Regions from separate parts of the Mus musculus genome. Here all the other regions are linked to region 1. Evidence: chromatin loops called from intact Hi-C (ENCODE). Cell type or tissue: heart. All regions are shown on one strand.

Region 1 (8,000 bases):
GCTATTCTTGAACTCATTCTGTAATCAGGGTAGGCTTTGAACGTTCGAACCTCATTCCTCAGCTCTCCAGGGACTTTAGGGATTATAGACTTTCATGGCCAAGGCTTGACCACTTTTGCCTTTTAAAATAATTAGCTCTATACCCTAGATAGGGGAATAATACTCCTTCCACAACCCATAGACTAACAAGTAAAAAAAAAAAAAAACAAGACAAAAACAAACAAACAAACAAAAACAGTGTCAAGTGTGAGATATCACCCCTAAAGTTGTCAATCAAGGGGAGACTAGAGACCCTCAAGACAATGCAGGGGGTTGCCATTACTCTTGGTGAAGACCCTACTGCTGAAGACACCACACACTTTGCCATCGGACTGGGAGACATCAAGCTGGTACTCATCAGACACCTTCTTTCCTGTTCATTAGCTTTCATAGTAGGAAAAGGAGCTAAGTAGGCTGCTTGAGGGTAAAAGCATCAGTAGTCTTGATATGAACCTGGAATGCTGCACTAAGAAGTGTCCTGGAAAGAACACGCCCACAGGTGCATAAACGTTATGGATGTAACCAACAATTTTCTTATAGGATTTAAGTAATAATAAGAAAGTAATCGTTCAACAAACCCAAAAGAAGATAGCCAAACAAACATAATTCCACCTCTAACAACAAAAATATCAGGAAGTCAGTCACTTTTCCTTAGTATCTCTTAATATCATTGGGCTCAATTCTCCCAAAAAGACAAAGACTAACTGACTGGATATATAAACAGGACCTAGAATTTTTGCTTCATACAGGAAACAGACCTCATCAACAAAGACAGACACTACCTCAGAGTAAAAGGTTGGAAAACAATTTTCCAAGCAAATGGTCCCAAGAAACAAGCTGGAGTAGCCATTGTAATATACAATGAAATCAAGTTTCAACCAAAAGTTACCAAAAAAAGACAAGGAAGGACACTTGATACTGGTCAAGGGAAAATTCCACCAAGATGAACTATCAATTCTGAACATGTATGCTCCACTATCAATTCTGAACATGTATGCTCCAATTGCAAGGGTACCCACATTCATAAAAGAAATTTTACTAAAGCTCAAAATAGCACATCCCATACAATAATAGTGGGAGACTTCAACACCCCACTCTCAGCAATGGACATGGAAACAGAAAGTAAACAGAGACACAGTGAAACTAACAGAAGTTATGAACCAAATAGATTTAACAGATATTTATAGAACATTTCATCTTAAAGCCAAAGAATATACCTTCTTCTCAGCACCTCATGGTAGCTTCTCCAAAATTGACCATATAATTGGTCACAAAACAGTCCCCAACAGATACAAGAAGATTGAAATCATCCCATGCACTCTATCTGATCACTAAGGGCTAAGGCTCATTTTAAATACCAAGAAAAACAACTAAAAGCACACATACACATGGAAGCTGAACAACACTCTACTCAATGATAACTTGGTTAAGGAAGAAATAAAGAAAAAATTAAAGGTTTTTCAGAATTTAATGAAAATGAAGACACATTATACCAAAACTTATGGGACACAGTGGAAGCCATACTAAAGGGAAAACTCATAGCTCTACGTACCTCCAAAAAGAAACTGGAGAGAGCATACACTAGCAGCTTGACAGCATACCTGAAAGTTCTAGAACAAAGAGAAGCAAATATACTCAAGAGGAGTAGATGACAGGAAACAATCAAACTCAGGGCTGAAATCAACCAAATAGAAACAAACAAACAAACAAAAAAAAACTATCCAAAGAATCAACAAAACCAGGAACTGGCTCTTTATGAGAAAATCAACAAGATAAAGCCTTAGCCAGACTAACCAGAGGGCAGGGAGACAATATCCAAATTAATAAAATCATAAAATGGAGACATAACAATGAAATATATCTTAAAATAATTATTCTGTTTGTTGAATATTAAGAGTTGAAAATATTAAAATCATGTTCTATAAAAAAAAGAAAAACAAACAGACAAAAAACAAACAAACAAAAAAACCCCACAAGAAACATAGAGAAACATACAAGGAAATTTAGAAACCCCAAATTAGAAACCGCAATATACAAGCAAAAGAGTAGTAAGGTTTAAAAAAATTGTTCAAATGGGGCAAGATGAGACAAAAAAAAATTCCAAACATACCAGTGAGTTTCTTTGGTGTCAGCAGTTTACTGCTGGCCTTGGCCTTACCCTTTAGTGTAGTTTGTATATTCAATGAAAGTCTGCTGGAGCAAACTAATTTTCCTTTGCAAGCAGTTATTAATAGGAGGCAGCTTCTGGGTTAAGGCTGGAAATCCATGTCCACTTCTCCCTCTTGCTTGGACCCATTTGGCTTGGACCTGTGTAGGCTCTGTGCATGCTACTACAGTTTCTGAGTTGATATCTACATCAATCCTGGCGTCTAGAAGACACTTTCTCCTTAGTGTCTTTCTTCCCCTCTGGCTCTTACACTATTTCCACATCTTTGTTATAGATCCCTGAACCCTGAGCAGACGGGTTTAATGAAGATATCCCATTTAGAACATATAGTGAGTATCCCAACCTCTAACTCTCTGCACACTGTCCAGGTGTGGCTCTCTGTTAGTTCCCGTATACTGGAAGAGGAAGCTTCTCCGGTGAGGGCTGAGTATGACATTGACCAAGGGAAATAGCAGAATGTCATTTGGAGTCTTTTTTATTGCTACATTACTTCATCAGGACAGTGATATTTGTCGTAGGTACTTCCCCTAGGCCTATTTAGTCTCAGGTTTTTGGTCACCAAGTATTGACAGGCTTAGCTTCATGGGGTGGGCCTTAAATCCAGTCATGGTTTTTGCATAAACATTGTTTATGTAACCAACAACTATTGCATGGGCATGTCACATTCAGGGCAGATTGTCATTGTAGATCTAGGGGTGTTTAGTTGAGTTGGTATTTACCTTTCTTCTCTGACAACCAACATATTTGAAGATTGTCTCCAATACCCAGTGGAACACACACACACACACACACACACACACACTCACACCACTAGCTAGACTTGATGGGTTAAAAATATGTATGGCTTTGTTTTATTACAATGAAAAACTTCATAAAACATTGGAACATGGGATTTGTAGCAACATAAATCTGGTCATTCATGTTTTGCTTAATAAACTATATAGTATTCTCTTTAAGGTAAAAAAAAAAGAAAAAGAAAAACTTTAAAATTAATGTGCAACTTTTCTGGTAGGTCCCCACCCCTCCCCAATTTAGAAATCAATACTCAGACCCGGCTTTGCCAGCTTGCTGTGCCTTCAGTCCTCACTGGCCTTTTGATTTCTGGTGTTAATACAACTTTGTACTTTAATAAACAATTTAGCCCATTAGAGTTTTATGTGAGTTAGTCCTGTTGCTCCAGAATTCTCCCTACCTCCAATAGGGACTATGGTCTACTTTTTTATTTAGTACACTAATATTCTGTCAAGAAATGTTCTCTTTACACTAGAATGCTAACAAATCATGCCATTTATTTATTTATTTATTTATTTATTTATTTATTTATTTATTATCTGTTTATTTGGGAGGCATGGTTGAGACAGAGTTCTCTGTGCAGCCCTGGCTGTCCTGGAACTCTAGACCAATCTGGTCTTCAACTCAAGAGATTTACCTGCCTCTGCCTCCTTAGTGTGGGATTAAAAGCATGCACCACCATGCCCAGCTAACTTTTTCTTAAAAAAAAAAAAAAAAGCACTCAGGATATCTTATTTAGGAGTATAGGAACCCAATATTGCCAATAATGACCTAAGCTTGCTCTTTAATCTTTACTCTATTCTGATCAGTCGAAGAGCGTGGAGGCCCATACCTGTAGATGCCAGCAGCTCTGTGGAGGCTGAGGGAGGAGAATCATAGAGAATCTGAGGCCAGCCTGGGTAACATAGCAGGTCTTTTCCTCAAAAAGAGGAGTACAAGCATTTATTGAATCCCTCTACACAGTGTTCTTTCTTTGTTGCTGTCTTTGAGACAAGATCTCACTCTCTAGACCAGGCTGGCCTTGAACAGTGATGAGTGAACAGGCCTGAGCCACCACACACGGCTTGTGCTCTTTGACAGGACATTTACCCTCATAGAACTAACCAGGCTTGGGAATAGGCATCCAGCAGCAGTTACTAAAATGCTCACAAGTGCAAGAGAGTAAGGACTACAAGTCCCAGAATGCAATGCAACCCTCGAAGAGTCCGTGTGCACTGACGTCTAATCCTCGCGCCTTGTTTTGTGGCCTGGGTTGTCTGTTGAAAGGAGAGCATACTGGTTTTGTCAGTAGCTGTGTCTTTTATTACAAGTTCTGAGTCTCAGGGATCCATCTTGCTGGTCCGCGGTCCAAGATGGACAAAGTCTGTGCGGTTTTTGGAGGCTCCCGGGGGATCGGCAGGGCGGTAGCCCAGCTAATGGCCCAGAAGGGTTACCGTCTGGCGATCGTCTCCAGAAACCTGGAAGTGGCCAAAGTCACCGCCGGCGAGCTCGGCGGTATGTACCGGAAGTGTCCTCGCCGTGCGACCAAGGTGCAAGTCCTTGAGTTCCAGTCCACGGGCCCTGCCCATGTACCCGGGTTTGCGCCCCAGATCGCTCGTGCCCCATGACCAAACACTCACAGGGGCTCTCGCCTACTCCAGGCAGATTCTAAGGACCCCTGACAAGTAGTTGCCTTCCCCGCGGCCAGTGCTGATATTGAGAGCTGCCTTGCTCTGGCCTCTGGGAGGAGAGAATGGACGCGATTATACTGAAAGTAGAGAAGTCAGATACAAATGGCTAGATTGCATTTTGCTGAGAGCTCTTGCCCTTTGCGAAGGCACCCGACAGTATTTCAAAGAGAAACTCTTGATAAGTCAGGGTTGCTTCTCCAAGCCCATCAATGACTTTAGTAAGTTACTAATTTGTTTTCCCAGGCCCTTTGATTGTATTCCTATTCCAGCCCCCCCCCCCCCAACCCCAGGTTATTAACGGATTAGTCATTGCATTGCAAGTTTAAGTCTCGTTTGGAGAAGACAACTTGAAGAATGGAGAAAAATACATGTCACTATCAGGAAAGCATTGGGTATCTTGTAGGTCTAAGAGTGTCTGGTGCCGACTATATTTCTTTACTTATGTGGAAATAGCCTTGATATGTAACTCACACTGGCTTTGAACTTGTGGATCTCGTGTCTCAGCTTCCCAGTTGCTGAGATCTCCTTACTGTGATGGGACGGTGATGTCTTTAGTACAGAGTACACTCTGAACCTGCGGTGTGGTATCCAGCTTTCTCGGACATAGGGTCTCACTACGCAGCCTAGGTTTCCCTTGGATCAGGAGCTGGTCTCTGCCTCCTCCGTGCTGGGAACACAGGGGAACACATCTGTTCACCTTGGGTGTGAACACGAGCCTCAACACCTAGCCAGTCAGCATTGCTTCCAGTTTGCTAGATACTCCACCTTGCCCTGTGGTACTAGTTACCTGTTCTTCGGCTCTCCATCATATAGTTGGTTCATCTTGATGTATCCCTATCATAAATTGAGGAGCATATATATTAATATGGTAGCTTATCAGATAGGGAATATGTTTACTTTGAAGTCAGGGTTGCTTCCCCAAGCCCATCAGTGACTTCGTGAGTTTGGTGATAGGGATCAGGGAGTTCTATGGAGCCACCTCTCTTGTCCATGCTGGCCACAACCTTACAGTAGTAATCTCCTATCCCAAAGCTGAGACGGAAGGTATACACTACCATGCCCAGATTTAATTGCAGTTTTAAAAATCACATTTATTCATTTGGTTGGATGAGTACATCTATGTCATTGTGCACCTGAGGAACTCAGAGGACAGTCTGTTCTTTCCTTTCATTGTATGGGACCCAAAGGTTCAACCCAGATTGTTAGGCGTGGTGGAAAGTGCCCTTATCAAGTGAGCCATCTTGCTGGCCCTGACCACTTTTGTTTCTAGACTTTCCAAGCTTATTTCTTCTTAAGGGTTTGAGGTGTCACTCAGAATAGCCATGAACTTGTGAGTCCAGCAAGTGCCAACATTATGGGTAGCCAGGTACCCATAGTTCTTGTGTCTAAATCTCCCATTCAAGAAAACTCCAAAGTTAAAGTTAGATTTCGATAATGTTTTATTTTATGTACTTGCTGTATCCTAGAATTTGGCAGGCAGAGGCAAGATGAGCCTGAGTTTTGAAGTCAGTCTAGGCAACACAGTAAAACCTTATCTCAAAGCAAAACAAAAACAAAACACTCATACACAAGACGGAAAAAACAAACCTCATTATTTCTCCTTCACTTCCATCCACCCTGTCCTTTCATCGTGTGCTCTGAGGGCAGGAACCCATGACTGGCTGTCATTGCTCGGCCCAGCACAGGCTTGCTGAAGAGTCTAATCATAAAGCAAATAAATTCGAAATTCAAGTTAAGATTTAGAGGTAATTCTGATTTAACTTTGTTTTGTAGGAAACCACTTGGCATTTAGGTGTGATGTTGCCAAAGAACAAGATGTTCAGAGTACATTTCAAGAGATGGAGAAACATTTAGGTCCAGTAAATTTCTTGGTAAATGCAGCCGGTATCAACAGGTTGGTCAAAGATTGAGGTGAATTTGTGATACCTGTTTTAAAAGATTTTTTTTCTTAATGCGTTGATGGCTTAGTTTCTTTTCCATTGCTATTACGAAATGTCATGACCCAAAGCTATATATAAAACAGAGTGTTCGATTGAGGTTATGGTTTCAGAGTGTTAGAGCCATGTTGGTGGAGTAAAGCCATGGTGGGTAGCAGCAGCCGGGAACCCATATTGTGATTGGCATATAGGAGGCAGAGATAGGGCACAGTGGGAATGGAGCCAGTCTTTGGAAACCTCAAAGCCCACTCCCAGTGACACACCTCCTCCAACAAGGCCACACTCCCTAATCCTTCCCAAACTTGGTTCTAAACTGGGGCTCAGCATTCAAATATATGCGCCTCCGGGGACCATTCTCACTCCGAACACCACATCAGTATGAGACAATATATTAGGCTGTTTTATTTCTAACTGGAAAGGCTTTTTAGAAAATTATCATACATTCTTTTATTTTAAAAATGGTGTGTGTATCTGCATGTTAGTACGTGCGGAGTGTGTGGATTCCCACAGGAGCGAAAGGAGGGCATCAAATCCCTGGAGTTGGTGATACGGGAGCCTGTGAGCTACTTGGAACTGCACCTGCACTCTCTGTAAGATCAGTATGTGTTCTTGATCAATGAGCCATTTCTTTAGCCTAATTCTTTTATGATGAGATAAATGTCCAGTTGGATCAGTCCTAACAACCATCACCGGCATATCACCTAGCATGCCAGAAGACTCCCTTGGTCTCTTCTCACAGGAAGCCAGTGTTCTGAGTTCCATTGATCATAACAAGCTTAATAGTAATGTTTGTAGGATAATAAATGTAATAATAATAGGATGAGGGGGGGTTTGTTTAGGAGAAAGTATTTAGATTTACAGCCCCGTTAAAGAAGGCAAAACTGGCAGTAGCTTAAACCATTTGTTTACTTGCTACTGTGTTTAGCCACTGGCAGTATTTATCAGTCTATCAGAGAGGTGGAGAATCCTGCCTTCCCTGTGGCTCCTTTCTGGATTATCAACAGCTATCTTAGTGGTTTTAAAGCCAAGTTCAAAATGGGACTGCCCAGCACTTAGCTAGAAAGCATAGCTTATACTATATTTTAATCCAGAAAAAATTCTGGTACGTATGTTTTGACTTGATTTTTTAAAAAATATTTAGTTCTGCTATTTTAAAATAGTGTGTGTGTGTGTGTGTGTGTGTGTGTGTGTGTGTGTGTGTGTGTGAGAGTGCACGTGCGGCGTGCATATGTATGCAGTTGCCTGTGGAGTTCTGAAGTGGATGTATAATACCCTGAAGCTGGAGTTACAGGTGGCTGAGAGCTTTTGGACACATGTGCTGGGAAGTGAACTCAGTTCTCCTGATGGAGCACTTGGAGCTCTTACCTGCTGAGCCAGTCCTCTAGCATCCAGATT
Region 2 (8,000 bases), 600 kb before region 1:
TGAAAACTCTAACCTAATCAGGAGGTTAATCCCCTGGCGAATTAGATTTCAATGGCATTTTTGGGAAGTGGTGGAAATTGGGGAAGCTTGAGGAAATAGGTCACTGGGGATATGGCTGTGAAGAGTCCATCATGTCCTAGAACCATCCTACTTTACCTCATCTTCTAGGCTGCCATGAGGCAAGAAACGTTCTCCTACTGCCATTTTCCACCATGATAGACTGCTTTACTACAGACCCAGAAACACAGAGCTGAGCTAAGTGAACATGTGACCACAGGCTTTCCCACCCACACTCAAGTTCCCCAAATAACAACTCTGAGACTGAATTGTATCTTAATAAATGCCTAGGCTATACATGAGGGCCTGTTCCTAATTAGCTTATAACTTAACTTGTTTATTCTGTTCTATGAATGCCACAGGGCTGGTTACCTCTTCTCAGTTTCGTGCTTCTGTCTCCATTAACATTTGGGGCAAATCTCTCCCCTCATCTGACTCTCATCCCAGAATCCTCTCTCCCTGCTGGAATGCCTTCTTCCTATTTCTTGCCGAAGCTGAATAGGCTAACAGCTTTTTATTGACAGCCGCTGCTTCCACACAGTGCACAAGAGATTCTCTCTACATGAATGGAAAACCTGAGCCAAAAGAAATCCCCTTCCCTCTCTCTAAGTTGTTTATCTTGGGTACTGATGTCATCATAGAAATTTCATGTAATATAAAGTTCATTAGCATCACTCCAGATGACAATGCATAAAAAGTATGTAAAATACAGAATAAAACAGACTATCCTCATATGTGTTAATGAGCACCATTAGGTCCACTCAGGGTCTGGATAAAACGAAAGTCTCTTTTTTCTCCTCCTCCTCTTCCTCTTCCTCCTCCTTTTCTCCTCTTGTTCTTTTTCCCTTGCTCTATTCCCTTTCCCCAGCTAGAACTCTCGAGCTTTGTCATCCTTCTATTCCTGTGTTCAGTGATTATAGTTTTCATTTCTAAGGCCCAAAACTCCACTCTAAGCACCAGCATCCTGGATTCCAGAGCTTCAAACTACAGAAGTAGCTTTCTTGAGTTCCCAAGTTGGAGAAAACTGTGGAACTTCTCGACCATCATGTGAACTGAATAGGTGAATAGACAGACAAAATGGACAGACAAAGAATGAATGTCTATGGGCTATTTCCCTGGAGAACCTGTTTACATGGAGGACACACTCTGAGATTATTCAGATTTCCAGCCTTTCTTCTATTGGGCTCCAAGGGGTACACTCAATACCAATACAAAACAAGTAATTAAAAAGATATTACATTTGCATTATAAGAAGAAATAAGCCCTTTCCTCTCCACCATGAAGGGAAGTCAGGGCAGGAACTCAGGAACTCACACTGAAACCTGGAGGCAATAGTTGAAGCAGAGACCACGGTGGAGCACGGGGCTTGCTTTCATGCCTGGTCCAGTCTGCTTTCTGATAGGACCTAGGACCACCTGCCCAGGGGTACCAAAGCCCTCGGGGTGCTGGGTCCTCCCACATCAATCATTAATCAAGAAAATGCCTCACAGACTTGCCTACAGGCAATGTGATAAAGGCATTTTCCCAATTGAGGTTCTTCCCAGGTGACCCTAGGTCAACTTGACCAAAACAAACAAACAAACCAAACCAACAAACAAAAAAAAAAGATAAAACAAAAATAAATGAAACAAATAAATAAAAACAAAAACAAAACAGGATAAGAAAGAGATGTGCTTTAATGTCTTTTTGTAAAAAAAATCTATATTTGATAGAGATTTTGAAATTACATTGTTCAAATAATGTAATTTATAACCAGCCTCAAAGATTAAAGTTTTAAAATTAAATGTAAAAAGAATGGATTCGCTTATTTTAAAGAATCTCGTTTTGTAAATGAGATTATAAAGTAGTTTAAGAGGTGCACTGGTTAGGATTGTGAATGAGATAAAGGTTAGTATGAAAGGTCATATGGAAACAAACATTCTAATCCCAAGTATGGGTTATTGGCTGTTTTCCACACTCTTGTTTCAAACAGCTCTCTAAAGACTTTAGCCTATATTATCACAGTCTTTTCAAGTATTGTTAGGTGTGCTGAAATTCTTTCAGCTGGTGTGAAACATGTACCAGATGAGTACATGAGTGGGGTAGGAGGAGGATGGAGGGAGTGCGACCTTTAGGTCTTTTATTTTCTCTTTCACTCCCGCCCCAGTTACAGCAAGGGAGCAGCTGTGCCCCTGGTTTGAAGTGCTCCTCAAAACCGGAGGAGAAGGCTCAGTGGTGAAGAGTAATACACTGCCCTTGCAGGACACCCACGTCGAGTGGCTCACTGCCACTTATAACTCTATCTCCAGAGAATCCGATGCCTTTTTTTTGCCATCTGTGGGACACGCGCTCACACACACACACACACACACACACACACACACACACACACAAATCTACAAATCTACACTCATATAACTAAAAATAAAATAAGTTTAAAACCAAGGATATGTTCCACAAAATGAGAGTATACAAATTGTGAATAAGGAAGAGAAGGGGAAGGTGGTGGAGGAGTGTGTCTTCCAAACTGTGTTCTTCCTGAGAGTCAGATTCTGATTTTTAAGCTCTGGGTAGAGCCTGACAGTGTGCCTTTTTAAACTGGCTCGGGGTGCTGCAGCTGCTCGTGGTACAGGGCTTACACTAAGCATAGCCAAGATTTGTAAAAACAAAAACAAAAAACGAATTGTATTAGGAATGAAGAACAGAGAAATGAGAAGAGAGAGAGAGAGAGAGAGAGAGAGAGAGAGAGAGAGAGAAAGAGAGAGAGAGAGGATGTGAAGATAAAGGGAAGGAAATGGAGGGAGGTAAAGAAAAGAGAAAAGATAGGTTTACTTAGTGTTAGACAATAGTGCAATAGGAAGGGAAAGGGAAGCCGGGCGGTGGTGGTGCACGCCTTTAATCCCAGCACTCGGGAGGCAGAGGCAGGCGGATTTCTGAGTCAGGACAGCCAGGACTACACAGAGAAACCCTGTCTCGGAAAAAAAAAAAAAAAAAAAAAAAAAAGAGAGAAAGGGATGGAGTGCAAAAAATTAATTCTTTAAATGAGTAGAAACAAAGAAAACGAAAAGGCTGAAGTGAGGCAGCATCTTAAAGCTATCTCTCTTGAGCATATGAGGACGAAGTTTATCGCTCCTTAAGAACCCAAATTCAATAGTCATATAGTCTAGGTTCTAGCGCACGCTGGCGCTAGGCAATGGGCGGGGCCCCGGATGTAGCTCAGGGGGCGGTGCTTGCGTTCGGGGGGGCGGGGCCACCCCAGGTCTGCGGACCGGGCCTTGCGTCCTCCTCCGTCTCAGGGGGCGGAGCCTGGTCTCTAAATTGGCGCCTCTGAGTGGCTAAGCGGCAGCTCGGATTGGCGGCTTTTGAACCCGGAAGCACTAGCGGGCGCTCGGAAGCGGCAGGAGCGCGGGCCTTGGCTCGCTCGCTGCGGCTGCGGGATGGTTGGCGGTGGCGGGAAGCGCCGGACGGCCGGGGCGGGACCGCAGGTAGGCGAGGCGGGATGCGCTGGGTATGGGGACGCTATGGGCCGTGGAGGAGCCGAGGGCCGCCCTGCGGGGCAATGGCCCGGGGAAGTCGTTCCTTTCCAGCGCCAGCCCAGTTCCCACGAAGCTCTGCAGCCAGCGGACGGACCATTCATTCATTCATTCATTCACTCACTCACTCACTCACTCACTCACTCACTCACTCATTCACTTACTAACCAGCTGATGGAAACTGGAGGAGCTGCCAGGGCGGCGAGGCACACGCGAACAAACATTTCACCTTTCGTTTTTTTTTTTGCTTGGGGTTAACGCAGGTGTGTAAAAGAAAATGCTGGAATTAACAAGCCCTGGAGTTATTAAAGACTTTTGTTTAAGACAGTCTCTATGTTGTAGCCCCGGCTGTCCTGGAACTTGATATGTAGATCAGAACTCAATATGTAGCCTCCAAATCACAGAGACCCTCTTGCCTCTGCCTCCAGGACACGAACCACCACTGCCCGGCTACTTTGGTAGCCTGACCTGGAAGTGTAAGGGATACGGGTTCTCAGATGAGTGATAGATTGGCCAGTCTGGACTCTTACATGATTTCATGGGTTCCTTAAGCATACAGTAGCTAATGGGAGAAGTTAAGCAGGGAAACGAACGTTTAACAAAAGTGACACCAGCTATGTTTTAAACTGGGTAGGGTGAGGCGATTGCTAAGGCTTAACGGCCAGTGGATGGCGAACATAGGTATTATTCTCGTTGTGTTGTGTTTTCTCACAACACCAAGTTAAAAATGTGGTTTAAAGAGAACAGCCTTGTCAGGCAGAAGCAATAAGACCAAAAGTTCAGTGTCCTCCTCAGTTACATTACAAGTTCAAGACCAGCCTGGGTTACAATAGACCTGTCTTAAACAAAGTCCAGCTTGATGACGTAGAGAGTAATAGTACTGATGACTTGAATTCAGTCCCTGAAGTCATGTGGAGTTAGGGAAGGGGACAATGTGACCAAATACGTTGTATGTAAAACCACTCCCACAGTTCTGCATCTACCCATTTGGGTGCCTTTTCCTTTTTGCCTAAGCATTTCCTGCCGCTTCTAGTCACTGTGGCTATCACCCTGAAGTTGGAGTTACCCTTGCCTTCTTGTAGAGTTTGTTGTTTCCTTAAAAAGCTTTTATGGTACATCTTGTCTTAGTCAGTATTCTACTGCTGTGAAGAGACACCATGACCATTAAAAAAAAAAAAAAGTGCCTAGCTGGGGCTTGATTACAGTTTTAGAGGTTCGGTCCACTATCACCACGGCTGGAAGCGTGGTAGCAGGCAGGCAGGTATGCTGCAGGAGAAGCAGAGAGTTCTACATCTAGACTGGAAGGCAGCAGGAAGGGAGAGACTCTGGGCGTGGAATGGGCTTTTTGAAACCTCAAAGTCTTATCTATCCCCTAGTGACACACTTCCTCCACCAAGGCCACAGTTCCTAGTCCTTCCCAGTACTGCCATTCCTTGGTGTACTCAAATTTATAAGTGCTATTCTGTTTAAAACCACCACACATCTATCTAATCTTGGGGGGTTTTCTTAATTGAACATCATACAAAGATTGAGCCATGTTGTCTAACTGTACTTCTCTTTCTTTCATTTAGTTACTGTTCCCCAGTGTTTGAAAGCCCTGTAACTATCTATTTTCCTGTTGGCTGGCATTTCAACCTCCTAAGGACAGTGCTGTCAAAAACAATTCTTACCCGATGCCTGACTTGTACATACAGTGTGTAGGCTTGGAATGACAGTTACCAATACATATGGTTGGACCCCTGAGAACATGTAGTTATCAACACCTGGGTGAGAAATGCCGACTCTAGCGGCACTGGCTTGCTGAGGGCAGCTCTCCCGCGCACTGGGCGGCGTTGAGCTGTATCCCTTAGCCTCTGCAGCACTAGGTGCCGCTGGTCCTGCTGCGGGTAGAATGTGCCGAGTTTCGCCTGGATTCAGAACCACAAGGATCTAAGTTCCCAGAAAGAAAGAGATTGTACTTAGAAAACAAGACAGATACGCAAAGTAAGCAAGTTGCCTTGGTAGCACTGAGCCAGTTTCCAATAGCATCCTTTAACCTTTAATTTGCATGGGTGCTAGAGATGCAAATCTTAGCATTACAAAGCCTTTTCCGAAAGACATGGTTTTTAGCTCAGAGGATATTCCCATATTGATCCTTAACTATACCATACCTCTCCTCTCTTTTTGTTTGGAATGTCAAAAGGAAGTTATCTGGTTTTAAGTGGAAGGGTAGTAATGATTGTGGTAAGTAGTGCAGACCTAACTATGGTTGGAGTTCCTGAAAAAACAGCTTTTTTCCCCCATTATTTATGTTTTAGGTTAGAATACAAAGAAATTGGTCTCATCCTGGCTTACTCATGCATATGTGCCATTGTACATTCGTTTTGTTTGTTCTTAAAGATGTATCCGACGATGGCTTTGCTCAGGCAGTCCTCTTAAGTGCTATGGTTGCTGGGTAATAACATGACAGGTGTGTGCCCTTGTACTTAACAGAAACAGCTTTTATCTGATAAGTCCTTTGTATCCAGTTACTTGTGATCGTTTGCTTCTGGTGTGCGTGATGAGTCTGTTTAAGTGAAAGGCCTGATGATGTGATGGCATCTTGGTACCAAAATAGAGCTGAAACTTTTATGCCTTTATGACAGCTTTACATTTTCCCTTTGTTTCTTCTTGGTTTGTTTGTCTCTGCTATGGAGAAGCACATTTAGAGACATGCTTTGGGTGGTATTTTTTGACCACCGTGTAAACTGTGTTCTTTGCACAAAAGAATCTCTTGGAGTTTACTTAAGTATCACGAGCTCATGCTTTTGTTATTGCTTTTGTTTGTTTGTTTGTTTGTTTGTTTGAACATGTTAAAATGGAGGTAGAAAGATGGCTCAGCAGCTAAGAGCATGCACTGGGCTTGCAGAGGACCCAGGACAGTGTCCACTCTGTTGGGCAACTCCCAGCTCCAGCTCCAGGGATCAGTGCTCTCCTCTAGCCTCAACAGCAGCCACTCACACACACACACTTCACAATCATAAGGTATTTAGGAAAATGTGTATGGTGCCCATAAACTGGCCAGTAAGCAATATTGGTGTGCAAGGGTGGTTGTTGAAGTTCGTTGGGAGGACTTAAGTTTCATATGCCAATTTCAGTGTGAAAAGACAGTTGAGGTGAAGAAGAGTAAGTTTTCTGAGGCTGATGTCTCCAGTGACCTTCGAAAAGAAGTGGAAAATCTTTATAAGCTTTCACTGCCTGAAGATTTCTATCATTTCTGGAAGTTCTGTGAAGAGCTTGATCCTGAAAAGCCAGCTGGTGAGTCTGTCTAGTCTCTCTCTGCTCCTGTGACTGCAAGAGATGACAGGAAACTGGAGGAAGGACAGAAACAGCTCATAGAGAAAGTGGTTTTAGCCACACATGGTGACATGCCTATTATAGTCTCAGCAATTAAGATACTGGTTTGAGAGTAAGTTTCAGGCTAGCCTAGGATACACAGTGAGACCATCTTAATAAAGAGAAGACAAAAGAACATTCCCACAGTTCTTTCTAGTGAGTGAGGTATGTAGTCAGAGAACAAGTTAATATTTCTGTCGGTCAACTTCATTGCTGGGATGTGAAAAGACAGCCGAGCAGGAGGACAGCGTCCGTTACATCATGGTTTTACCCAGCAGGAGGACAGGGACAGGTCAGAAGTTTCTGACTATGGTTAGTTTGCTCTATTGTTTTGGGGTCAGTGATACCTTATGTCATGAGGATGTGTCAGAAAGTGCCTACCTCATGTCAGACAGGAAGCAAAGAGCATTAGGGAGCAAGAGTCCTGGGATAAGATGAACCCTTCAAGGTCATGTAACCATTAGTCACACTCATGTCATTAGCTGGGGACTGTGCTTTCCATACATGAGCTGCTTTGGTTTAAGGTCATATACAAACCATAATGCTAAATATGCTACTGTCACCTATTGGCCAAGGCAAGCAGTTTCAGGACACTCCTTCATTTAAGGAATACAGAATTAAGGAAAGTGAGCGGGTGCATATATTGTCATTTTACGTCTATAAACGTGTCTTAATGGACTAGGTAAACTAAGAATTTGCATCAAGGCTATTTACTGGAGAGAGAGACAGGGAGAGGGAAATGGCTTCAGTGTTTGTAACCCTCCTAGGAAAGCTGCAGACACTCTGAAGTTGGAAGTCTAAAGACCTGGAGTGACAGCTCATGAGAAGGAAAGGGAATGGTTTGGTTTGGTTTTGTTTTCTATCCTTAATCTATGTTGTCTCCTTAACCTGTATGTTTGTAGCTATAGCAGATAGTGGTGAGGTAAGGTAAGTGCATGGCTTTTAGGCCTGGAAGGGTGCACAGCAGCTTGGCTGGGGCCAAGGAAAGGCAGAAATGCTCTAAGCGTAAGCTAATGCAGTAGTAAGTTTAAGGGGGAAAGCATAAATTCAGTGCTACATTTCTGTTCAACTGATGTC
Region 3 (8,000 bases), 90 kb before region 1:
AGAGTGAGGCCGAACTTGAACTCAAGGAAGGAGATATTGTGTTTGTTCATAAGAAACGAGAGGACGGCTGGTTCAAAGGCACGTTACAGAGGAATGGGAAGACTGGCCTTTTCCCAGGGAGCTTTGTGGAAAACATCTGAGAAGACGGGACACGGAGAAAGCTTATCATCACACCACGTGTGACTAAAGAGCACAAAGCAGTTTCATAGAAAGAGCACATCTGTGGACTTCCAGATCTTCAAGAACCGAGCAGAAGATGGGCACCTGACTCCAGAGCCCCGGCCTGGTTACCCCAGGGGCAGAGGGAAGGAGGACACACCTGTGTGGGTTCCGTCTCTCTGGGTTCTGATGTGTAAAGTGTGCCTTGTAATGTCTAATGGACTTTACAGATAAATGTCTTTTTTTTTTTAAGATGTATAACTAAAATGGACAATTGTTTACAAGGCTTAACTAATTTATTTGCTTTTTTAAAACTTGAACTTTCTTGTAATAGCAAATTCTTTGGGTTATGGTTTTTAGAAAATATTAATTTATGAAATGATGGTTAAGGAGAAGCTGGGTTCTCTCCTGTCTGTTGAGAGCAAGAGATTCTTTTTGACATAGACTGCATCTCCCCCTCCCCTGCTTGCTGCCCTCCTCCCTGCCGTTATATTTGGCTCCGTTTAGACAAAAATGCCAGTTTTCCAAACAGACAGCTGAATCAGTACCGGGAAGGACCTGGGGAGGGGAGCCGGCAGACTCCAGGTAGAGGAGTTAGTAGGTCCCCATCTGTCTGCTTTGATCAGAAATCAACCTGAAGACCTAATCCTGGATTTCTTTTTTGTGGGTTTTTCATTTTCCTGAAACGAAGTGGGTAAAGAAAGACGCAAACTAAAGCACAACCATTGACTGGAAATACGCGTTTGTCTGCTAGCACAAGCAGCAGCGCCGTGGGAAGTGAGAGAAAGTGGTAGTCTCTGTGTGTGAGTGGCTTTGAACCGTAGTTCCCATTCTATCCCCAAGTGATCCGCATGCCCCAAGACACAGTAAAAGTTTGTGAGACAGTGGTGGTAAGAGATGCACTCGTGTTAAAGTCAAAAGGCTGTAAGAAAACACTGTGAACGTTTCCACTCATCCATCGTGATTTCTCCGCCATCTTGCATGTGATACCGGATTCCCACAGTGGTGTGGACTGTGCATGGTGTGTGTATTTCATAGCAATTTTCACTCAGAACTGACCGATAACAGGAGGTTTAACATACACAGCGATCTCTTCCCTGCCCCTGCCCCTGCCCCCACCACCACCACCACTACTGACCGAGATGTCTTAAGTATGTTTGCTCCCTCTCGGGTGAAGGCACACGTTAGCCAGCACACCAGTAGTTAAAATGCTTATCCACATGTGTCCTCCCAGCGGACGGATGTGAAGGGCGAGCTCTGGGAGACCACTCGCTCCTGGGACTGTTCGGCAAGGCTTGCTGGGAGTGGCTGTGCCCACACCTTACAATTGTGGTAGGGTCTGGCTGAGCCCATCTTTTTATATCCATCCTTTGATGCTCTCTTCCAATTCCACCCCAGCTGTGGGTCTGGCTAGTCCTGAGAGCAGATAGAGGGAAGACAGCCTGGTAGTGAATGACCTTGTTCTACGGTTCTCTTCTGGGTAAGAGAGTAAGGAAGTCTTACAACCAACTTTTCCTTTTGTTTTTTTTTTTTTTTGTTTTTTTTTAACTTTAAGATAAAAGTAGCTGGGAAATATTGACATGAACTGAAGAGTCACAGAATGGCAAGAGATCCCATTGTCTTAAAGAGATACGTAATGTGGCTAGAAGTGGAATCATTCCTGTTAATTGATTTTTTTTTATATATATATAAAAACACTGTATATTATGTTCCTTTGTGTTGAATTTTTTTTTTAAAGAAATACTTTACTTGGATATTCATGTAATATATAAAGGTTTGGTGAAATGAACTTTAGTTAGAAAAAAGCTGACATCAGCTTTCATCTGTGTGAGTCGACACCAATGTGTCATAATATTCTTTATTTTGGGATATTAGTGTATTTTATAGAAATTTTAAAAAAGCAAAAAGACTACTACAAGTTAAGATGATTTCTTTTTTTACCTGTCTTTTCTCCATATTTTCAGCTATGTGATTGAAGTATCCGTGGTAATAGCTTCCTGGTATAACGCTGGTTAAACTCTCATCTGTTGGTAGATCACTAGGTGATATAATGTGTGGGTTTTGTATTGGGCTTTTTGGAGACAGTAGATGGATGTTGTAACAAGGGCTTGTCACACCGTGGTGGGGATGAGAAGTCGACAATTTCTCATGCCTTTTATGGTAATTTTGAGGACTGGATGAAAGGTTTCATTATTAAAAATTGATGTTCAACCCTTCTAGGCCCTTTTTTTTTTAATCAATCTTTGAAGAATTTGCGCCTTAAAATGAATAAGAACCTCTTGGAGGTGGAGAGGCGGCTCAGCTGTTTAAGAGCCTGCACCATTCTTGTGGAGAACCTGAATTCAGGCCAGACCACAGCTGCCTGTACCTCCAGCGCCAGGGAACCCAGGACTCCTGCCCTCTTCAGCACGGACACGTTGGACTTGATTTCTAGTTGGTAACACTCCAGATGAATCTCCGTCTGAGGGTGCCTTCTATGAGGCTTGGCTTGATGGTGATGATTTCTTTTTCTCTCAAACTAACTTTATTCCCCAAGAAACTTAAACTCTTCAATGAGTTCTGGATCTCCTAAGACAGTGTGTAACACTTGCTGAGCTTGATCCCTCCGGGTTCCTAAAATAACTTAGCAAGTGTTTGATTTCTAAGCGTGGGTGTAGCAGGCCCACAACCAAATACATAGTGTGGCGTGGGAACGCTGTCTCTCAGCTCACCAGGATTTTAATCTCCCACAAGATCAAAGGTCCACGTACATTCTCGTTTAAAAATATATTTCTCTATTGACTTTAGGCTACCATATCAAATCATTAAAGATCAGGAAGTTTGGGTTGTGTTATAGCTTTGCCAGAAGTTCCCTCTGTAATTGCCTGTGTAAGCCAATTGTGACGCAGTCCTCTCTTCCTATGTATCCCACTAGTGAATGTGAGGGTCAGAGGAAAACGTGTTTTCTTTCTTTCTTTCATACTTAATTTGTTTATCTATTGACAACTGTACTATATATATAGTATATGTGCCAAAGCACACACGTGGAAGTCAAATTTGTGGAATCAGTTTTCTCCTACCTTCACCTGGCAGGCCTGGATTGTAAATACCTTCACTTGCTGAGCCATCTAGACCTTTATCATCACCATCACCATCACCATCATCATCACTACACATGGTGCAGGAGCATGCACATCGATCAGGAATTGTTCTCCCACTGTGTCTCCTGGGTGTCTAACTTGGATCATCCTGTTTACCCAGCAAGTATTCCCACTGAACCATCTCGCTGGCTCATATGAAGTTATTTGTAATGTGTTTTAAAACCCCAGTTAAACTGGCCTTATCTAGTAGGATCCAACTGACAATACTTCAAGAAAGGGAACCTGTCTGCCTCTGAAAAGAAACTGGAGTGTACTTACGGACAAGATGAGCCAGTGTCCAAGTTTGGCAGAAGGGAGTGACCTTGCTGTGAATCCAGACTGTGGGGAGTGCTGGGGACTTTGCTCTGCCTATCCCACAGGCCCTTATCAGCAGACACAGGAAGGAGCTATTTGACTGAGAAGTGACCAGCCAAAGTAAACAGTAACAGTTTTAATATACACAGTGTTTCCTATTACAGTTAACCCTTGAACGATAAAGTTCTGAACTGGGCAGGTCCCTGTAGATACAAGATTTAGAGATTTGTAACAGTTTGGGGGGGGGGGGGAGAACATACATGACAGACCATAAAACCTAGCACTGTCAAGCAAAAACAAAAAACATAACATGTATGGTGATAACATTTACTATCATAAAATAAACACAGATCTGTTATTTTAAAAGTTAAAATTTTATCAAAACTTACATAAACACAGACTGTCCAAGGTGCTATTTGCAACGGAAATGAAGAAACGAAAACAGAAAAAAAAAATAGGAGAAATGTTTATAGATATAAGATGCAGCATAAACCATAACTGCATAAAAGTGCCCACAGAAGATGCTGCAGCAACCCAGTGGCCACCAGTGTTGCAGTGTGCCCAGGAGTTGAAACGCCTGCTTAGTCACCGTGTGAGCACGTGATCAACACGTGAGCCTTCCTCTTGCCAGAAAGTCCTGAGCAGTACTTGCAGTGAAGGCCCACAGTGTTTGTACATATCACAGTAAAGCATGCAACATATGTGCTAATCGACTGTTGATGTCTGCAGCGAGGCTCCCAGCCAACTGTCAGCTATTGCTCTTTGGAAAGTTCTATGTAGGATTTTGAGTCCATGAGGAAGTTGGCACCCTTGACACGTACATTGTCCATTGTCAGAAGATCCTGATTTAGCTGTCTAGATTCCCATTTCAGAACACCATACAGATCTTGCACAGGGTGGATTCTTGTCTCACACAAGGATCAGAGGTTCCGGTACTGTAAAAGGGAACAGCAGCTGACATTAATCTTTGAGTCCCCATTCCGTATATTTGTACAGGATCAGACTAAGTAGCACTAAGCAATAATTTAGTCTCCAAAGATAAGGGAGTTATCCCAGCTGCGATCAGTGAGCCATATACCACTGCTATTGAGATTTAAAAAGAAAGGAAAAAAAAGGTTCTAAGAGGTGGCCAACCTTGGAGTTGAAGCTTGCAAGGTCAAAATGCTTGTAAAGGTATTTGAGAGAGGGAGAGACAAAGACAGAGACAGACAGACAGACTCTAAAGTGAGAAAGCCTTTCTAAATATGATTCAAACCCAAAAGTTGTAGAAGAAAAAAAAAGTAATTCGACTACAGAATATTTGATAATCTATATGCTAAAACACCATAACCAACATCAAAAGAATAATGGGGAAAATGTAATTCAGTGATTTTTTTTTTTAACCTGTGGGTCATGACCCCTTTGGGAGTTGAATGACCCTACCACAGGGGTGGCCTAAGACCACTGGGAAACAAGAATATTTACAATTCATAAAGGTAGCAAAAATTACAGTCATGAAGTAGCAACAAAAGTAATTTATGGTTGGGAGGGAGGGGTCGGCACAACATGAGGAACTGTATTAAAGGGTCGCAGCATTAGGAAGGTTAGAACCACTGCTGCAGTTCCTGTAGCAGACAACAAGATAAAGGCCTGCACACGTAAAGAGCTTCTGTGCCTAAGAAAAGAACAAAAAGAAAGCAAAGGCAAATGACTTGGGACAGAACCTGTCTTTCTCTTATCCTTTCTCCTCTGCTATTAAGTAGAATCTGGGTTACTCTCAACGCTCATGTTGCAGTTCCCCTTCAAGTTAGAAACAACTGACTTCCTAGCTAGGTTTGGTTGTCATCATGGTAGGCATGGTATGGCTGTGTAGCCCAGGCTGGCCTCAAATCGGGATCTTCCTGCTTAGCCTCCCCTGTGCTAGGATTCTAGACATACATCATCATGCCCTAGTCTACTGGGTTCTTGCTGATATACACTAAAGTGTTAAAACAAACTGGGTTAGAGTATCCTTGTCATTTTGTGCATTTGCTGTTTCCTACCCTTGTCTTCAAGTATACCATGTAGCTGGATGGTCATAGTGCAGCAACGATCCTGAGCCATATTTTGTATTTTTACGAGCCGTTCATTCAGATATTGCTACAAGAAGAGAAGCCCAGGAAAGCCCTGTTTATTATACTCAGAGGCTCTAGAGAGTTCAAAAAGCAGGATGCAATAATAGTTAAGACCACTAAAGGAAAAATATTTGCAAACAAAACACAACACACACACACACCAACACCAACTCAGAGTGTGCAGGAGGTAGAAGAGGGAAGTAAAGGGAATATTTAGGTCAGGATTGGATGGGATTGGATGGGATTTTTGCAGGAAATCCAAGTCAGACAGGATGAACAGTTCAAGTAATTTCATCAGCTTTAGGCTGCTGGGTGGTCTCTGGATGCTTGGCACCTGGCCCTGGGCAATGAAGACAAAGGAATGCTGGGGTGCCCCTGAGTAGAGATCTAGTGCTAATGGGGCTTGGTTAGTTTGTATATCAAGTACATGTTCTCACAGGGCCTTGGTTATATTAGAAACTGCCCAGCCCTTAAAAGAGCAATTTCTAACAAACCGAGAGAGAGAGAGAGAGAGAGAGAGAGAGAGAGAGAGAGAGAGAGAGAGAGAGGCTGTATGCCTGTATGTCTGTGTGTGTCTCTAAGTCTGTATACCTGCCTAAGCAACCATGTGCATATGGAGATCAAAGGTCAACTCATGGGAATCTATTCTCTCCTCTCCTTCTGTTATATGGGTCCCAGCCATCAAACTTAAATCATTAGACTTGATGTGAGCAGCTTTATCCAGAGCCATCTCTTAAGCTCTCCTTTTCTTTCTTTCTTTCTTTCTTTCTTTCTTTCTTTCTTTCTTTCTTTCTTTCTTTCTTTCGTTCTTCCTTCCTTCCTTCCTTTCTTTCTTTCTTTTTCTCTCTCCTTTCTTTGTTCTTTTCTTCTTTCTTTCTCTTTCTTTCTTTCTTTCTTTCTTTCAGATGTTGAAGCATCATAACACAGAGATTATGGGGAGAAACAGCTAAAACAAAAAGACACTTGACGTGTAAAATGGGAACCTTATACAGCAGAAGCTTTCTAAGTTGCATACATATATGAGGCCATCTAAATGAAGTCACCAAATAATGGAGATGAAGTACCAAGTGGCCATCCTTTGTCACCAGATGAAGCTTCCAGCTCTGGGAATATTTTACATCTAATCGAGTTGTTGGACAAAGGGGCTCATAAGGTTGCTCAAACATCCAGGTTGTTGCCTAGACTGTGGGTTGCTCTCCACAAACGGGCAGCAAGGCCCCCATGCTGAAGACAACGCTCACATAACTCATTGAACATGAAGAGGCCAAGCTACACAGAGCCTTCCACCCCAATATTCTAGTGTCGCTGGTACAGGAGGGCATTCTTCAGACTACCAAAGAGAAATGTAAACACCAACCCAGCCACAAACTGTTTGATCTATAATGGCATCCAACCAGCAATCTATGCTTGGGCAGTGGAGGCACAAAGCTCTGGAGAGTAATCAAGCAATGCCTGATTTGACTCGAGACCCACTCCTCAAGTCAGACCCCATACCCAACGATGCTTGGGTGACCAAGAATCTGAGACTAAATAGCCCAGCGACTAAGGTAAAGGCAAATATTACTATCTTAGTCAGGGTTTCTATTCCTGCACAAACATCATAACCAAGAAGCAAGTTGGGGAGGTAAGGGTTAATTCAGCTTACACTTCCACACTGCTGTTCATCACCAAGGAAGTCAGGGCTGGAACTCAAGCAGGTCAGAAAGCAGGAGCTGATGCAGAGGCCATGGAGGGATGTTCTTACTGGCTTGCTTCCACCGGCTTGCTCAGCTTGCTTTCTTATAGAACCAACCCAGCACTACCAATCCAGGGATGGCACCACCCACAATGGGCCCTCTCTTCTTAATCACTAATTGAGAAATGCCTTACAGCTCGATCTCATGGAGGCATTTCCTCACCTGAAGCTCCTTTCTCTGTGATAACTCCAGCTTGTGTCAAGTTGACACACAAAACCAGCCAGTACAATTACCATTCTTAAAAAAATAGCAGCAATAAAATAACTCCTGATAACATTCTGGTACATTCAGTGGTAAATAGATCAGTGCCTTGCTCAGCCATCATCAGAGACACTTCCTCCTGCAGCAGATGGGAACAAACACCAAGACCAACAGTTAGACATTACGCAGAATCTAAGAGTCCTTAGAACACTCATCCCTAAATGGGATTTCTCCATTAAATCCCTTCCCTCAGAGCTCGGGGAACGTTGTGGAAGAGGATGCAGAAAGAATAAAAGCCAGAGGGGATGGCAGACACCAGGAGAGCCAGGCCCTCTTCGTCAACTGAGCCAAGCTCATATGAACTCACAGGGACCGAG

Evidence for each region. A loop is a pair of places that touch in the nucleus more often than their neighbours do. Peaks named below come from ENCODE experiments on the same cell type or tissue, not always from the same donor. Only the 100,000 strongest peaks of a DNase experiment are listed, where the experiment ranks them.
Region 2: it touches region 1 in a loop (4-fold over the local background); 4 of 42 quality-filtered maps call a loop at or near these places.
Region 3: it touches region 1 in a loop (2.0-fold over the local background); 8 of 42 quality-filtered maps call a loop at or near these places.

What each region holds. Positions count from the first base shown.
Region 1 is chr8:61,483,499-61,491,498 of GRCm38, forward strand. It overlaps Cbr4 (carbonyl reductase 4), which reads left to right and starts at 4,236. Exons shown (of 5, transcript NM_145595.2): 1 at 4,236-4,492; 2 at 6,442-6,562. The coding sequence starts at 4,351. In heart, a CTCF peak has its summit at 4,437; DNase peaks (open chromatin) are centred at 4,233 and 5,333; H3K4me3 peaks cover 1,496 bases; H3K27ac peaks cover 1,141 bases.
Region 2 is chr8:60,887,016-60,895,015 of GRCm38, forward strand. It overlaps Hpf1 (histone PARylation factor 1), which reads left to right and starts at 3,413. Exons shown (of 8, transcript NM_028299.3): 1 at 3,413-3,521; 2 at 6,686-6,845. The coding sequence starts at 3,474. In heart, no CTCF peak of the experiment used is centred here; a DNase peak (open chromatin) is centred at 3,356; H3K4me3 peaks cover 2,098 bases; H3K27ac peaks cover 1,115 bases.
Region 3 is chr8:61,393,698-61,401,697 of GRCm38, forward strand. It overlaps Sh3rf1 (SH3 domain containing ring finger 1), which reads left to right. Exons shown (of 12, transcript NM_021506.2): 12 at 1-2,375. The coding sequence ends at 140. It overlaps 5730405A17Rik (a long non-coding RNA gene), which reads right to left. Exons shown (of 4, transcript XR_001778559.2): 4 at 7,616-7,762. Among named protein-coding and RNA genes, the nearest start is that of 5730405A17Rik, 30 kb to the right of the region's middle. In heart, no CTCF peak of the experiment used is centred here; a DNase peak (open chromatin) is centred at 3,624; H3K27ac peaks cover 779 bases.